2 separate regions of the Homo sapiens genome follow, and region 1 is linked to region 2. Evidence: read pairs that join two places in POLR2A ChIA-PET (ENCODE). Cell type or tissue: CD4-positive, alpha-beta T cell. All regions are shown on one strand.

Region 1 (2,500 bases), 310 kb after region 2:
TGTTGAGCAAAATGGATATGTATATTTTGTATTATGTAAGTCCTTTTGTTTTTCAAAGAAGAGACACTCTCAGATTTCCTTAGATCTATTCCCCTCAAACTTTCCCACTGAAGTATTCCTAAATGGGAGAGGAGTAACAATGGATACTTTTCAACGTGTCAAAGAGTGGTGGGTTTTGGATTTAGAAGAGACCAATATCACCATAAGATCAGACTCTAAGACCAGGGAAATAGAAACTAGAAAGGATCTTGTCACTTTATTGCATTAAATAGACATGAAAGAAGGAAGAAGGATGAGGTATATCTAGAGAAACCCCTACCCTAGTTTAAGGGGCCAAGTTACACATGTCTATGTTTGATATTAAGACATATATTAAAAATACAATTCATACCAGAAAAGTCATGGCATTCTCAATTTGAGAGCTGGGATGGACTTTGGACAACCCTGATGTTCCATACACATAATTTCAATATTATACTTGAACAGAGGAGCTGAAGAGAGTTTTCCCAGTGCATGAAAACAATGAATGGTAAAATAGGAATCATCACCCAGGTTCCTAAGTGCTGGTGCAAAATTCTTCCAGTTTCCACTCCGTTGCCCTCCCATGAGTCAAATGGTTTTAGTGTGGTCAGTGTCTTCTGCATGGAAATGCAAGCATTTCACTTTTAAAAACATACAACTTTAAAACTAATGTAAGCAATTTAAGTAACGGAGATGGCATTAATACAACCAACATGCCTATCAACAATTATTTAACTATCTCAACCTTCAATTTGGAGAGGTCAGTTCTTTAAGTGAAGGAATTATCCAGGTTCTAATTAATGAAAATGTGATAGTCCCAGAGAATATTCTTATATGGAATTTCTTTTAGCAGTCTAATTTTAAACAGCTGGAACTCATTTGTTAAGCTGTAGCCTATTCCACTTTTTGAAAAGTGTGGTATGTGGGACTTTTTTTCCACACAGAAGTGGAACTTTCTGGAAAGTCTGAACATATTGCCGTACTTGACCTTACAGGCTAGCAGCTGCTTGGAGACCCTGTTGGGCAGCTTGAGCCTTTTGTGCTCCACCTGTGTTCAGCTATTAGCGTTATACTGTGGTAAGCACTGATTCAAGGCCGAGGGACTGGCTGCCTTCAAGGATCCCATTGTTTATAGCCCTTCCTTTTACTTAATGTTCTGTTTCTGTAATTATTGATGTTGTTGAATCTGATCAAAAGCACAGGTGCAGCACCTCTTGCAGGTCCATGTTGTACTGAAGGTTTAAGAATTCACAGGCTAATAGGGGTGTAGAGGAAGAAGAAGGTTAAGGAGTATTCATTGCCTTGACTCCAAAACGTGGTGAGAGAATGCTGCAAAATACAGAAGCTTAAAACATTGCAGCAACTCCTTGACTGTTTCACCGTGGTTTGTTTTACATACCACAGCATCCTGTATGAAGATGGATTCCCATATATCAGAGATGAGAAACAGGACACGGCTCACCTTGGGCTTATCAGACTGCATCTGACGCATGAAACAACAGGAAGCTGTTGATAGCTGAGGTGAAACAGCAAGCAGTGACTGGTTTAGAAATGTCATAATACCAGACATTGACCCCACCCCCAACCTCATGTACTAGGTTCCAGAGTAAAAATAGAACAAGTATCTATCAAAAGCAAACACTTAAGTTTGGGGTTTTCTCCTGCTCTATTCTCTGGAACACGTCCCTTGTCTGATATCACACACTGTGTTCCAGCTCATACAGTCAATCTGTCCAGGTTCACAACTAAACCTTTCTGCAGAGAAAGGGAACAATGGAGTACACTATGGCCATGGTTTAATACAAGGAAGGTGTGATGTTTAAAAATTTCTTGGCACAGGTTAAAGTACAAGTGAATTTTTTTCAGGTGTTCTCTGTTATCCCTTTACTTTAGGACTGTGACTTTTATGGTTTGTTTATCTAGATAGAATCACAAGTCCTGAATCATTAATTTATTCCTTCAAGTCTTTTTTTTTTTTTCTTTTTGAGACCGAGTCTCACTCTGTTGTCCAGGCTGGAGTACAGTGGCGTGATCTTGGCTCACTGCAACCTCTGCCTCCCAGGTTCAAGCAATTCTCCATGTCTCAGCCTCCTGAGTAGCTGGGACAACCACCCCCAGCTAATTTTTGCATTTTTAGTAGAGACGGGGTTTCACCATGTTGGCCAGGCTGGTCTCCAACTCCTGACCTCAGGTGATCCACTCACCTTGGCCTCCCAATGTGCTGGGATTACAGGCATGAGCCACGATGCCTGGCCTCAAGTATTTATTGAATGCTGTTCACTGGGTCAGGCACTCAGGATTGTGAGAAACTTGATAGTCATAACTCCTAGATATGGATCTTGTAGAGTAGCTATTGTATACAACCTTCATCTGCCCTCTAAAACAGCATTTCTCAGTTAGTTCCATAAGAATTAGTCTGTACAGACATGGTTTGAGTGACTATTTTCTCAGTTTTTTCCAAGAATGGTAGATCGTGGGT
Region 2 (2,500 bases):
GATGAAAAGATGGATGGTAACTATCATCTTTGCCCAGGAAACAGCTGATGGTAAAGCCAATGATGCTAACATTGGAAATTCTCTAACAGAATTTTTCATTCAAGATTCTGAAAGTTTCTCTTACTTCATAAAGTTTATGTTAAAATAAAATTTAAATATTATTTATAAATGCCAACTACATCCTGTCACTCTCCTTCTTGGATACTTACAAAAATATGTACGTTTGGAACATTTTGTCTCATTTTGCATTAGCTTCCCCTATCTTTATTAATTATCAGCTCTGTAATCTTAGGTTAATTACTTAACATTTCTGAGTCACACTCCTCTCATTTGTAAAGGGGGTAATAATTTTGCAAAGCTCCTAGAGTAATTATGGGTATTACATGTTTGGCAAGGAAAGAGTACTCAATAAATACCAGGTGGTGTTATTATCAAAGTATCACGTGACATAATCTTTGATGTCTGTTATAGAATTAAACTTTTTTTTTTATTTAAAGTTCTCCTATAGGCACATCTGTGGATGACAATGCTATATTCATAACACATGTAGAGCTTTATTAAAGTTTTTCTCAATTAAAAAGTTAAAACTATAAGCTCATATATAGGTGGATTTTTTTTATTTTTATTTTTTGCTATGACACTTGTTCTTTCTATTTCTCCTCTCTCTTTAAGGAAAAAGAATGCACTAGTCCTTGTTAGAATGAAAGACATTTCTACAACTGGAAATACCCTAATTCCCAGTCAGTCCTCATCACACAGAGAGATTGCAGTTCTCTCTGGTTTTTGAGTCACATAATGAGCTCAGATTGTTCTTGCAACAGGCCTTCAGATTAGACAAACAGAAAGAGTGCATATCACCACAAACTCCAGGAAATGATTTTAAACATATCTCAATCCTTTGTAGATTGTTTGTGATAAGAATTGCATCATCCACATTGGAACATCCTGTGTGTGAAGTGAGGGCTCTGAAGCGGGATGGCCCTCCGCCTACACCGAAAAGAGAACAGACCACAGCCTTACTTACAGCCAGAGGGCTGCCCAGGTACTCTACTTGGGAGGTCAGCTTGTTTTAAAATTATCCCGCTCACTTGAGACTGTTAAAAAGGCTCCAGAATTATCAAAGCCATGTCACCACTGTTTCTAGAGTTGAAGTTCATAGTGCAATGAAAGTCTCATAAATGAAACTAGCAAAAGAGTTAAGATTATTTTGTTAAAATCTGGTAGATCCTGATGTAAATATGCCCATAAATTCTTAGAAAACATGGCACACATGACAGAGCTAAAATTGTACTTTAAAAATAACAGAGTGTGATTTAAGAATACTCAGACTAGAGCCTTCAGTGAGTTGTCTGAGGGAAAGGAGTGAAGTCAGGACTTAGATAGAAAGATTACAAAGAAAGTCAAAGTAAGCAGAGGAAAAAGATACCAAAATGACAGCTTCAGAATAAGCAGTAAGGGAATAAAGAAAACAAAGTTGTGTGTGTGTGCATGTATTACATGATAAATCCATGGAAAAAGAACTCGCAATTTGCTAAAGGAATAATTCATGGTCATACCAATTTCTGTGTCCAAAACTAACTTGATTAGTATCAGAAGGAAAGTCAATGTTTAAACAGTCCTTCCCACATCTGCTACTTCCATAATGCCTATGCAACTGTCATAAATTAAGAGTAGAGAAGGGCACAGGGCCCACTGTCAAAACAAACAGGCAATTCTGGGTTCCAAGTTTCATATAATTTTCCTTGAGCCTGAGAGTCGTGAAGACTGCTTGTCCTAACATGGCCCACTCTAGCACTGTAATGGGATAACCCATTCACCTGGATCCTGGCCACAGCCCTGCCCTCTGTGGCAAGGTACCTTGGCAGGGCTGGGCAAATGACAGAGGTCATGAGAAAACCTTGTCTCTCTAATGACCCAGGCCTTGGGAAAAGAAAATGAGCTCTTAAGTTATTATAGCTAGTGACACTGAAAGAAAACAAACACCATTAACTGCAAGGGGTTTACACTGACTGATGTCTTCTATATTATTCAAAGTTGCCTATTCTGCATATAAATCTTCCTCACTGACTCTATTTTACACTCCTTAAGGCCAACAACTATGTTTTGCATTTTTTGCACCTCATGTAGTTTAGAAAATCATGCCCATGGTTTTGCCTCTCTTGTTTCTTTGCTTCATAAGACCAGATCAACAAAAGGACCCAGACAGACTTGCTTGGCCAACTTTTGTTCTCTGTCCTTCCTGCTTCTGAATTCCATATGGTTCAGCCCTTCAGGTCAGACAGGTGCTGTCTCTTCCTCTTGCATGGTGGGGTATGCTTGTATCATCTGGTGGTTAGGCCTTGAGCCTAATCTCAGTGCTACACCTTGCCAGAAAGCTCTATACTGGAGTTCAAAGCCCTGGCCCAGCCAATAATAGAGTGGTGCCTTGCTTCCCAGACCTATTGTCCTGTGTTTATACATCATTCAGGGATGTCATGAGAAGGTCCAGGCAGGATTTAGA

What was found. Peaks named below come from ENCODE experiments on the same cell type or tissue, not always from the same donor. Only the 100,000 strongest peaks of a DNase experiment are listed, where the experiment ranks them.
Region 1: POLR2A ChIA-PET joins it to region 2 with 5 read pairs; 1 of 35 experiments calls an interaction of 5 or more read pairs at or near these places.

What each region holds. Positions count from the first base shown.
Region 1 is chr5:52,724,582-52,727,081 of GRCh38, reverse strand. All of the region lies in intron 2 of PELO-AS1 (PELO antisense RNA 1), which reads left to right. Among named protein-coding and RNA genes, the nearest start is that of ITGA1, 62 kb to the left of the region's middle. In CD4-positive, alpha-beta T cell, no CTCF peak of the experiment used is centred here; a DNase peak (open chromatin) is centred at 1,511; H3K4me3 peaks cover 412 bases; H3K27ac peaks cover 1,637 bases.
Region 2 is chr5:53,030,292-53,032,791 of GRCh38, reverse strand. All of the region lies in intron 2 of ITGA2 (integrin subunit alpha 2), which reads right to left. All of the region lies in intron 1 of LOC124900974 (a long non-coding RNA gene), which reads left to right. Among named protein-coding and RNA genes, the nearest start is that of ITGA2-AS1, 41 kb to the right of the region's middle. In CD4-positive, alpha-beta T cell, no CTCF peak of the experiment used is centred here; a DNase peak (open chromatin) is centred at 941.